3 separate regions of the Homo sapiens genome follow, and regions 1 and 3 are each linked to region 2. Evidence: chromatin contacts called from ENCODE Hi-C or POLR2A ChIA-PET data. All regions are on one chromosome and are shown on one strand. Each heading gives the region's core, a stretch centred on a gene start or an enhancer-like site at or near the end of the contact. The rest is flanking DNA. Distances are from core to core; before and after follow the strand shown. Region 1 overlaps CDH23 (cadherin related 23). Region 2 has its middle 20 kb from the start of CDH23. Region 3 holds the start of LINC03139 (long intergenic non-protein coding RNA 3139).

Region 1 (3,487 bases), core at 837-3,336, 350 kb before region 2:
CTGGTTGCACCCTGTTCCACCTTTTCCTGTGGGCGCTTCTTACACATTACTTTCACACCAATCCTTGTCTCAGGGTTTGCTTCTGAGGCCCCCATCCAAGGCAGTGGCTGTTTCTGAATTGTGCAATTACGCACCATTTTCCTCACCGCTTACCAGCACTAAGTTCTCTTTATGAATGTGTGCACTGTACATCATGAACGTAATACAGTTTAAAAGGTGTTTATGGAGGCCAGGCATGGTGGCTTTTGCCTGTAATCGCAGAAATTTGGGAGGTTGAAGTGGGAGGATCTCTTGAGCCCAGGCATTCGAGACCAGCCTGGGCAACATAGTGAGACTCTGTCTCTACAAAAATTACAAAAAAAAATTAGCCAGGGGTGATAGCACGCACCTGTAGTCCCAGCTACTAGGGAGGCGGAGGCAAGAGGATCGCTTGAGCCCAGGAGTTTGAGACCAGCCTGGGCAACATAATGAGACTCTGTCTCTAAAAAAAATTAGCCGGGGGTGGTGACATGCATCTGTAATCCCAGCTACTAGGGAGGCTGAGGCGGGAGGATTGCTGGAGCCCAGGAGTTTTTAGCTTTTAGCTCTTTGCTCTATGCTGGGGTGAGCTGGCCCCAGAACAGGAGAGGCACCCTCTTCCCAGCCAAACAGAGCTGGGGCCGGTAGGAACTTGCCAGCAAAGTAGAGAGGGAAGCAAATGGGGAAGGGGCTGTGATGCCCCATACAGACTTTGCATGTGGTGACCAGCACTAAGGGAGGGGCCTCTGCATGTGCAGCAGAGGCGTGTGTGTCTGGCATCTGGTCACTGCCTCTGGGATCAGCCCTGCTTTCTCTTTGGGGATTAGCTGGGAATCAGCTGGAGAGAAGTGACAGAGCTTCTGGCTGGTAGAAGCCGAAAACAGCAGCCTGACCAGTGGAGGACTCTGGGGTGGGGAGGGTGGCAGGGCTGGGGGCAGAGAGGCATATGGGTGTAAAAGTTTCTCTGCATCGCTGCTTCTAGGGTTCCCAAAGCTCTGCTGTGTCATTAGAATTTTCATGTCCAGACACCCAGAACCCACTATGCAAACTAACATGTCCACTCCAGAGCACAGCTGTTCACAGGCTGGAACCTAAATTTGGCTTCACCCAGAACTTGGCTGGGGAAGATCCTGGGTAGGGTGGGTGCGGGGGGGAGTTTGCATGGATGAATTTCAGGAACTCTTTTTCGGTAAACAGAAACTAACCACTCCTCTTGCAAAACTGTGCGCCTTACCCTTCCTCAATCTGCTTGTCCAAATGACCTTGACTCCAAGGGTTGTGGGGAAAAAACAGGGCCAGGCTGACAGTACAATGACAAGATGAGAGAGGTGGCAGGGAGCTGGGGTGTGGCCTGTCCTCCATGAGTCTGGCTACATGCCACCAGCCTCTGGTCGGTTTCAGCCTGTTTTTAGCAGCAGAGACAGGAGGAGGCAAGATGGTTTGCAAACCTGAGAGGCACAGATGTACAGGAAGCAGAGGTCTGTCAGGTTCTTGCTGAGCAAGTGGGAGCAACTGGGCTTCCTGGAGAACCAGACCTGCTTTCTGTCCAGTGCTGTGCCTGTCCAGTGCTGTGCCAGTGCAGTGCTTTGCCTCAGTTTCCTCATCTGCAAAATGGGGTGCTAGTGGTTAGGAGGACAGGGAGAGGAGGTGTGCGTGGGCATATGTGCGTGTGTGTGTGTGTATGTGTCGTGAACACCCTGAGACACCCAGTCTCTAAGGGGACTGTCTCACTCTGTACTCCCCGGCCCCTCACTGGGGCTGTCCCCGGTCTCTGAGGCAGGAACTGGAGGATGTGGATGGTTCCTGCAAGCCGTCTCTCCCCTGCTGCTGGGAAAATGAGTCCAGCGGAAAGCCAGAGTCCCCACATTGCCTTCAGGAAGGCCCCCAGCTCTCCCGGGTCTCATGGGTGTGGAGGCTGTGTACTACAGTGCCACCAAGCACCTGCCCCAGGGGCCAGCCCTCAAATTCTCACCTTAAAATTACCCTGTGGGGATGAGGCAGTGGTTTCTGACTGGGCTTTGAAGAGGCTTATGTGAGGCAGTGGAGTGTAGTGGTTAAGGGGACAGGCTCAAGCTGGCTGCCAAGGCATGAAGCCTGGCTCCACCCTTACCGCTGTGTGACCCTGAACAAGTCGGCTAATTCCTCTTTGCCTCAGTCTTGTCATCTGTAAGATGGGGGTATTAACAGTGCCTACTTCATAAGGCTATTATGAGGGTTACGGAGGTTAAAGTACACGAGGCATTTAGAAAAATATCGGGCACGTGTGAGGGTTTATTATTCCTCAGGGTTCAGGGGAGACGGGCAGGACGTAAGTAGCTGAGCAGGTGTGGCTCTGGGAGCCCCACCCCTGCACTGATTGTCACAGTCTGGCTTCGATCTGTTTTACACTGTACCCTGGGATGCTGCATATCATTTTGTGTATACAGAAGGTTTGTGGCTAAAGGAGGTTTGCAGCCACAATGCTGAGGCACTGATGGGAGGAGGCAGGAGCCCACCACGCCTGGGTGAGGGAGCGGGGAGCGAGGGCCACATGGAGGGCTGTGGTTAGGAAGCCTGAAGTCTGGAGACCCAACCCCAGCTTCGCTGACATCAGTCACTCTGTGCCCTGAAGTAGGCCCCACACAAGGCAGGCTCTGATGAGGGCGTACTGACCAGCCCACGAATAAGATTCACAGTCATGCAAGCCAGCATGGCTATGTGCATGTCCAGGTTACTGTGTCTGAGTCTCCATCACCAGGGCCCTGTAAGAACCAGGGGATCTGACCCTCTCAGCCATTTCCACAGGGCAGGTCTCACTCAGGGCAGTTGCAAGGACCCAGGTGTCTTCCCAGCTCTTCTTGGGGCAAAGCGTTGGAGGTGTCAGCAGGAGCTGGGTCAGGGCTGAGTCACCCACCCCAGCACAGCCCCTGAGCAATCAGACCCATCGTGTTTGTGATCGTGAGTACCCGGTGACCACCGCTCATTGTTTCCAGCCTGGGGGAAGCAGGGGGTGGAGATGGGGCTGATAAGAGGAGCCGGGCACTCAGTTCTGGGTGAAAGTCCCTGCTTGCTCTGCCTGACTCTTCCCATCTCCCTCCTACTCCTGATGTCTGGGGTCTGACTCACTGGTTTAGGGGAAGGGGCTGGGGGCTGCTGAGTGTGTAGGGGTGGGGGTGAAGCGGCCTTGAGAGGTCATCTCATTCATCTCAGTCATCCCCCTGCTGGCGGTAGTACACATAACACAACCAGTGGGAACATCTGTGTGTAGGTTTTCAGCCATTCGGGAGGACTAAGGCTGATTTGATTTTGGCTGCACAGATAAGGCTGGGCAGGAAAGAATACATTTGATGAGGCAGCTGGGAGAGGTGACTGGAATATATTAGGGTCACTTTCATTGGAAAGGGCACTGAACTTGGATTCAGAAGATGGGGGCTCCAGTCCTGATTCTATCACTAGCAACTTCTCTGTGCCTCAGTTTTCTCATCTGTAA
Region 2 (3,981 bases), core at 48-2,547:
AAGCCCATAAGGGAGCTCTGGGGAACAGCCTAGCAGAACAGTCGTTCTCAAACTTCAGCACAGACTCACTAGGAGGGCTTGTTAAAACACCAATGACTGGGCCCCAGCCCCTACAATTTTAGATTCAGTAGGTACAGGGTAGTAGTAGGCTAAGAATTTGCATTTCTAACTAGTTCTCAAGTGGTACAGTTTGCTGCTGGTTTGGGACTACACCCTAAGAACCACAAAGTGTCTCAGCATGATCTCACTTGAGGGATGAGGAAGCTAGGGAATTTATCCACCAACTCCCTGTTCATCAGTATTTGGGAGCTGCTTCTGAGGGCATTCACCCTCTGGCACTCAAGTTGACTCAGGCTAAAATCGCTCCTATGGCCAGAAAAGCCCTATTAAGCCTGTTGCTAGGGTCTCAGGTCCTTTGGCTGGGAGACAGGGTGGGAGGAGAACCGCAGAGAAGCTTGCAAGGTAGTTTGACATCTGACTGAAGGATTTCAAGGGAAGCTAAGGGTCAAAGACGGCTTCGTTGAGTCCCTAGCTATGCATTCATATGGTCGTATATTTTTGTAAAATTAGCAAAAATATTTTGTTATGATTTCTTTTTACATTCTAAGTTCATTTTTGTACCTAACTTTATATTTGTAATTTTTTATTCTTTTTTCCAAAAGAGGACCCCCCCCCCCAACATTGTCTAAGCTTCAGACCCCATAAAACCTGGATTGGCCCTGCATGGCCTAGTAGGAACACAGATTTAGGTTTGCTGAACTGAAATGAGTGTCCACGGTTTGACTCATTAAGAACTCAAGCCACCTGAGTTCATGCCCACCCAAGTTCAAATTCCAGCTCTGACACTCCCTAGTTTGAGGTAGTTTGGCCAAGATGCTTAATCTGTCTAAACTCCTATTTTCTCATTTACAACTTGGGACAGCAAAATCAGATGATCAAATTAAGTAATCCTTGCAAAGAGCCAGGCCGACAGTAAGTGCTCAACAAATATGAGTATCTTTTTTATCATTATTTGTTCCCCTGGTTTATTTCTGTTTCTTATCATTTGCCTTGACGATCTTCCTCCAAGACCAGGTAGGAATGAGTGATCTGGGGACAAAACAAAAAGCCGCTTCCAAAATTGGCAGGTCGCCTCTCTCTAGGGCTTTCTTGCCAGTTCTTCCAGCCCTACTGGCTCCGCTCCCTCTACTGGGCGTCCACCTCGTTGCCGGGTAACTACCGACGGCCCCCGCGCGGGCATTGGCTGTGCGGCCCGGCTCCCGGCCTGCCCCGCGGCTCCCGGAAGCCCTCGCGGCCATCTATTTCGTGGCCGGTGGCTGTTTGCCTGCCAGAGGCCAGCGGGGGCGGTCCAGTCCCTGGCTCTAGGAGCTGTTTCTGGCCGAGCTGAGCGCGGCGGGCTCGGCATAGCCATGAGTTGCTGAACTGGGTGGTTTTGCGGACCTGACGATTCGCCATACCCCGCTTGGTGTGTCACTGCCGTGGGCGTCTCCAGGTAGCCTCAGCCCAGGGGATACCTGGAGCGGCAGCTTAGAGCATCTTCCGGGAGCATCCGCCGGCGGCCTGGGCACCTCCCCATCAGCCCCTGCCGTGCCACCCCAGCCTGGGCCTTGAGGCCCGGAGATCTGAGCACTTCGGGACCTATCCCTCAGCCTAACCATCTTGGTTCAGCTCTGTGACACTGGGCCAAGTGACCTTGAGAAAAGACAGGGCCGGGCGCGGTGGCTCACGCCTGTAATCCCAGCACTTTGGGAGGGTGAGGTCTTGAGGTCAGGAGTTCGAGACCAGCCTGGGCAACATGGTGAAACCTCGCCTCTACTAAAAATATAAAAATTAGCCGGGCGTGGTGGCAGGTGCCTGTAATCCCAGCTACTCGGGAGGCTGAGGCAGAGGCAGAGGCAGGAGAATCTCCTGAATCCAGGAGGTGGAGTTTGCAATAAGCTGAGATCACACCACTGCATTCCAGTCTGGGCAACGAAGGGAGACTCCATCTCAAAACAAAACAAAACAAAAAAACACAGAAACAAAAACCCACTTCTAATTGCTGCTACTCAGCATATACATTCAGGGAAACTTGAATCTATGCTCCTGGGTGGCCATCCTCAAGCTTTGGGCTTGAATAAACTCTATAGCTAGTCATATTTTCTATATCTTATTATTTAAGGTTGACAAACTTCAGAAGCTTCTTTGCCCTTCTGGTACTGATAATACCAACAGTGAATAATAAGTGACATTGTTATTGGTTGCTTACTTCCTACCCCTGATAAATGGTCTAATGTTGAAATCTAAGAGGTATAATAGTTATTACATGCATTTAGTAGAATGGGTATAATGAATGAGGAAATAGGCTCAGGGAAGAATTTGATTTGCTCTGACACAGCTCTACAGGGCCAGATTTCCAACCCAGGCTAGTCAAGTCCAGAGCCTGCAATTTTCACTTCAAGTCTTCCTGTGAGGATTGACAAGAGGATGTTCAGTCTTAGCCAGGTGCCTGGCAGCTACTGAGGGCCCAGTGGAGGTTAGTGGGCAAATCATCATAGTAGTTTCAATAAGCAATAGTTCTATCAGTATCAAAGAGTGGCTGTGGTCAGAGCTTTGTAAGAGACACATTGCCGTGTTTACTTAGGACAGGAACAATCTGGAGTTTGTTTCCACCACTCCCTGGAGTTTCAAGTCCTTAAAAATGTTCAAGCTGGTTTGGCTTTGTGTCTTCTATTTCCTGTTTACACTTTGCCCCACCTCTATTTTTGCCCCTTCTTCCCCCTCTTCTAGTTATACCTAACACCACTGCTGACGCTCTTCGCTTCTGAAAAATGGCCAGCTTTCTGCCCTCAATTTAAAGGGATCAATCAGTGGCCCCAGAAGTTCTTATTTTTCTTGGCTAAAATGAAAATGGTGAAAACACCAACCACAAAAGGCAGACTCTTGTTAATGGGGGTCCTAAATGTGAAAGGGAGAACTTACCTGGCCCATGAGTATCTGTTTGGCTTTCAGGGGAGACAGCCGTCTGTGTTCTTCCTAAATGTCAGCTTATACCACTCTGGGGTTTGGGGATTCCTGCCTGATTCTCCATTTCCTTGCCTATGAAATGAATAATATTAGTCACGTCCGAGTACCACCTGCATTTTTTTTAAAGTGCTTCTTAAATTGATTTTTTTAGTTGATTTACTTATATTTACTTTTAAAATCTGTATGTCATTACTTTAATGGAAAACCACTATCACCTGGCGTAAATAGAAAGTAAGAAACCACATAAAGAGATGAAAATTAAAATATTGTTTTCAATTCTAGTGGGCAAAACCTTGATCTCTTTGTTAAAAAGGGAAACTGTTGAGTTTTAGTGAGGTGTTGAAGAATGCAAGCACTAAACTGCAAGTTTCTCCTGTGGGTAATCAGGATTGAACGTACTGAAAAGGGGAGAACTTGGACGTGCTGCAGTTCTGTGTTTAATACTCTGCTTGGTAGCACCTAAAGTCACACAGCACAGTACCAGCACTTCACTCTTTCCACATGTGGAGAAACGGTGGCCGCAGTAGTCCTTGGAGCCTTCAGTGCTCATGTCTAATAACAAGCATTTGCTCTGATTCTCTTAGGGTCGGTGGGGCAGGTGGGATGGGGTGCAAATGGATCTAAGAGCAGGATAATAACAAGAGCTAATATCTGATAGGGTTTTTGCAGTTCACAAAGCTCTCTCACAAGCCTGCTACTTCTGTACTCCCACCTGCGCTATTCCTCCTCTGCATTATCGCCATCTCAGGCATAGGTGAGATGAGCTGTTCAGCAGGATTTGATATGTACCAAAAGCTGTTCTACTACTGCTGCATCCTCCCAGGACCCCAAGAAGCAAGCGGGGAGCAGCTATTCTCATCTTACTTTCTGGAGCAGGAGAGGCTTGACTCACAGAGGCAAGCGACCCCATTTCTGGACCAGTCTCTGCACTGTCAAACAGTGTCTGAATAGGAAGGGGATGTTGGAAGAGGGTTT
Region 3 (3,867 bases), core at 611-3,110, 500 kb before region 2:
TGGCCCACACTTGTAATCCCCACACTTTGGGAGGCTGAGGCAGGAGGATTGCTTGAGGCCAGGAATTTGAGACCAGCCTGGGTAACACAGTGAGACCCCATCTCTACAAAAAAAACTTAAAATGATCACTGCTCAAACCTAAGCCAGTAATAAAAAAAGAAAAAAAAGGGCTGGGCACGGTGGCTCACACCTGTAATCCCAGCACTTTGGGAGGCCAAAGTGAGCAGATCACGAGGTCAGGAGATTGAGACCATCCTGGCTAACACAGTGAAACCCTGTCTCTGCTAAAAATACAAAAAATTAGCCGGGCATGGTGGTGGGCACCTGTAGTCCCAGCTACTCGGGAGGCTGAGGCAGGAGAATGGCATGAACTTGGGAGGTGGAGCTTGCAGTGAGCCAAGATCGCGCCACTGCACTCCAGGCTGGAGGACAGAGTGAGACTCCATCTCAAAAAAAAAAAAAAAAGAGAAGAAAAGAAAAAGGAAAGAACAAAAATAGCCAGGTGTGGTGCTGTGCCTGTAGTCCCAGCTACTTGAGAGGCTGAGGCAGGAGGATCTCTTGAGCCCAGGATGTTGAGGCTGCAGTTAGCTATGATCGTGCCACTGCACTCCAGACTGCATGACAGAGTGAGACCCTGTCTCAAAAAAAGAAAAGAACAAGCATTACAGGGGCTGGGGGTAAGGGGGATGGGGATGGGACGTTATCGTTTAATGGGTACAGAGTTTCTGCTTTGCAAGATAAAGCGAGTTCTGGAGATGGGTGGTGGTGACTTTGCACAGCACAATGCGTGTATTTCATACCACTGAACTGTACACTTAACAAACAGTGAAGCTGGCAAATTTTATGTTATATATATTTTACTACAATTTTAAAAGCTGGGGGAAGAATTGCAAATTTTGGCTGCACAGCCTTTACATCAGAGGAGATGGCCCAGGTGCAGCCATGTGCGGTGGCTGCGGAGGCAACAGTGAAGATGACAATGATTGCTGACATTTAAGAAGTCCCCAGAGACAGCAGGGATAATGAGTAGGAAAAAACTCTGAGGGCAGGGGCTATGTCATACCCTCCTCTCCATACCCAGCACCAAGCCCATAGAGTGCAGTGGCGGGCTCTCAGCCACAGCGGCTGAGGAAGTGGTTGCGTCTGCATCGGCCTGCAGTGGACTGCCGGGGCAGGAAGAAGAACTAGCTTGTCTTTCACGGAGTCTTGTGTCCTTAAACCCAGATAAAGCGGCCTAGAGACAGTGAGAGAACAATGAGGGTTGTTGCAGACTAAAGCCGGGCCCTGGGCAATGTTTGGCCTCTGCCTGGGCCTCGGGCCCCACCCCCCATGTCCCCGGGCCCCACCCCCCAGGTCCCCGGGCCCCACCCCCCAGGTCCCCTTCCAGAACTTCACCAGTCTTGCCGGCCTCTCAGAGAGTCAGCCAACCCCTGAGGCCTTTCGGGGACTGATAACGCTCACCTTTGGCTCAGACTGAATCCAAACACTTCACCTCTTTTTCTTCACAGAGCCCCATCCTCCAAAGGACCCTGTTCCAGCTTGTGACAAACCCAGAGGCAATCCTGGTCATCCGGAGGAGGAGGTGTCTGTGCCGTTGCTTGGAGCTGACTGTAGGCCTAGAGGCACAGGATTATACAGGATTGTAAGAGAATTGTATTTTTCTTCCTTGCATTTTTCGGTGTTTTCTAAATTTTTTCAATGAGTATCCTTTTGAGAATCATTAAAAAAGAATACATTTTACTTGACAAGGTATATAAATACATGGGTTAAGATATTAAAATAGAAAGAGTAAGGATTGCTTGCACGTTACAGAGTCTGGGATTTGGAGCTCAGTGCCTGGCACTGAGGGGATCAAAGTGCCAGGTGCTCAAAGTGTTCGTTGAATGAGAGGCGGGGGTGGGGGTAATGGGTGGTGAGACTGCTACCCTGTCCCTCCTCCCTCACCACATCAATGTCTGTGAAGCATTTCTAGAGGATCTACTGTGCAATGGAACCCTGGGAGCCAGGGGTGACTGGGGAGGCAGCAGGTGCAGGTGCTGGTAATGCCGTGCCATTGGGAGCCCCACTGGGGGTCCTCCATGAATCACAGGGGACCCATACCCAGGATACTGAGGAAGCTTCCAGAAAAAAAGAGTGATGCTGGCCCTGGATTGTGAGGATGGGCAGGGGTTTTTTGGAGTGGGAGAAGGGTACAGGTGTTCCAGGTCATCAGTCCAAGTTCCTTCACTCCTTCATTATTTACTTGCTCAGTCATTTCACAAACAACCTTTTTTAAAATAATTAGACAGGGGTCTCACTATGTTGCACAGGCTGGTCTCTCACTCCTGGGCTCTGGCGGTCCTCCCGCCTTGGCCTCTGAAAGCGCTGGGATTGCAGGTGTGAGCCACCATGCCCAGCCTCACAAACATTTATCTGCAGTCCAAACTGGATCCAAACTCTCCTCACCGCACCTCTGTTTCTGGAGAATGCTTCCAGGGCGCCTAGAATATACCAGGTCCTGACCTAGTGACTAGAGATACAGCTGCCACTCATAAATAAACATATGCTAGCATGGCAAGAAGAAAAGATGGCAGGATGGCAGAGAGAAAGCTGCTAGGGAGCAGATGCAGAATGAATATCTGGAGCAGGAGCAAAGGGCAAGAGCCTCCAGACTGGGGGGAAACGACCTGGGCATGCTCAAAGGCAAAAGAGGCCACTGGAGATGTGTGAACAGCAAATGGTGTGATCTGATTGGGATCGTAAAGGATCACTTCCACACAACAGTGATCACACTTTGTCCACAGGCACCCTTTAAAAAACCCCTTTCAAATTTTTTTTTTTTTTTTTTGAGATGGACTCTCACTCTGTCACCCAGGCTGGAGTGCAATGGCACGACCTCGGCTCACTGCAACCTCCACTTCCCAGGTTCAAGCGATTCTCCTGCCTTAGCCTCCTGAGTAAGTGGGATTACAGGCACCTGCCACCATACCCGGCTAATCGTTATAGTTGCAGTAGAGACGGGGGTTTCACCATGTTGGCCAGGCTGGTCTCGAACTCCTGACCTCAGGTGATCCGCCCTCCTTGGCCTCCCAAAGTGCTGGGATTACAGGCATGAGCAAATGTGCCTGGCCCCTTTGAAATTTTTATCATTAGCCTAAACTTGCAAATGATGCATTTGGTGGTTTGCTGTAGACTGTATATCATCTTTAAATATTTTTTCCGCTCCCGCTCCCGCTCCCTCTCCCTCTCCCTCTCCCCACGGTCTCCCTCTCCCTTTCTTTCCACAGTCTCCCTCTGATGCCGAGCCGAAGCTGGATGGTACTGCTGCCATCTCGGCTCACTGCAACCTCCCTGCCTGATTCTCCTGCCTCAGCCTGCCGAGTGCCTGCGATTGCAGGCGCGCGCCGCCACGCCTGACTGGTTTTCGTATTTTTTTGGTGAAGACAGGGTTTCGCTGTGTTGGCCGGGCTGGTCTCCAGCTCCTAACCGCGAGTGATCCGCCAGCCTCGGCCTCCCGAGGTGCCGGGATTGCAGATGGAGTCTCGTTCACTCAGTGCTCAACGGTGCCCAGGCTGGAGTGCAGTGGCGTGATCTCGGCTTGCTACAACCTCCACCTCCCAGCCGCCTGCCTTGGCCTCCCAAAGTGCCGAGATTGCAGCCTCTGCCCGGCCGCCACCCCGTCTGGGAAGTGAGGAGCGTCTCTGCCTGGCCGCCCATCGTCGGGGATGTGAGGAGCCCCTCTGCCTGGCTGCCCAGTCTGGAAAGTGAGGAGCGTCTCTGCCTGGCCGCCATCCCATCTAGGAAGTGAGGAGCGCCTCTTCCCGGCCGCCATCACATCTGGGAAGTGAGGAGCGTCTCTGCCCGGCCGCCCATTGTCTGAGATGTGGG

The links. A loop is a pair of places that touch in the nucleus more often than their neighbours do. ChIA-PET counts read pairs that join two places held with the same protein, here RNA polymerase II (POLR2A). Pooled maps may share reads with other maps.
Region 1: a map with no recorded cell type shows a loop between it and region 2 (4-fold over the local background). The contact joins two enhancer-like sites. A Hi-C loop is called at or near these places in 5 of 168 maps with a recorded cell type or tissue (ectodermal cell, head of caudate nucleus, pancreas and 2 more), 3 of 37 single-sample maps with no recorded cell type and 9 of 50 pooled maps. POLR2A ChIA-PET finds 5 or more read pairs at or near these places in 2 of 52 experiments (MCF 10A and activated CD4-positive, alpha-beta memory T cell).
Region 3: a map with no recorded cell type shows a loop between it and region 2 (3-fold over the local background). The contact joins the promoter of LINC03139 here to the enhancer-like site in region 2. A Hi-C loop is called at or near these places in 2 of 168 maps with a recorded cell type or tissue (gastrocnemius medialis and heart left ventricle), 10 of 37 single-sample maps with no recorded cell type and 8 of 50 pooled maps. POLR2A ChIA-PET finds 5 or more read pairs at or near these places in 1 of 52 experiments (OCI-LY7).

The regions. Positions count from the first base shown.
Region 1 is chr10:71,725,875-71,729,361 of GRCh38, reverse strand. The region is part of intron 30 of CDH23 (cadherin related 23); the gene reads right to left. It also overlaps a transcript of C10orf105 not described here. Among named protein-coding and RNA genes, the nearest start is that of C10orf105, 7.8 kb to the right of the region's middle. RefSeq lists enhancers at 2,106-2,878, 2,879-3,487, 2,638-3,487. Within about 2 kb of position 2,086, at least 29 of the 41 ENCODE cell types and tissues checked have a DNase peak (open chromatin) inside an H3K27ac peak, as active enhancers do; they include sigmoid colon, where a contact is called at or near this core.
Region 2 is chr10:71,374,792-71,378,772 of GRCh38, reverse strand. It overlaps a transcript of SLC29A3 not described here. Among named protein-coding and RNA genes, the nearest start is that of CDH23, 20 kb to the left of the region's middle. RefSeq lists a silencer at 1,181-1,250 and enhancers at 1,381-1,530, 1,586-2,146. Within about 2 kb of position 1,297, at least 32 of the 41 ENCODE cell types and tissues checked have a DNase peak (open chromatin) inside an H3K27ac peak, as active enhancers do; they include OCI-LY7, gastrocnemius medialis and sigmoid colon, where a contact is called at or near this core.
Region 3 is chr10:71,876,080-71,879,946 of GRCh38, reverse strand. It overlaps LINC03139 (long intergenic non-protein coding RNA 3139), which reads right to left and starts at 1,860. Exons shown (of 2, transcript XR_007062186.1): 1 at 1,462-1,860; 2 at 840-1,234. RefSeq lists an enhancer at 3,070-3,867.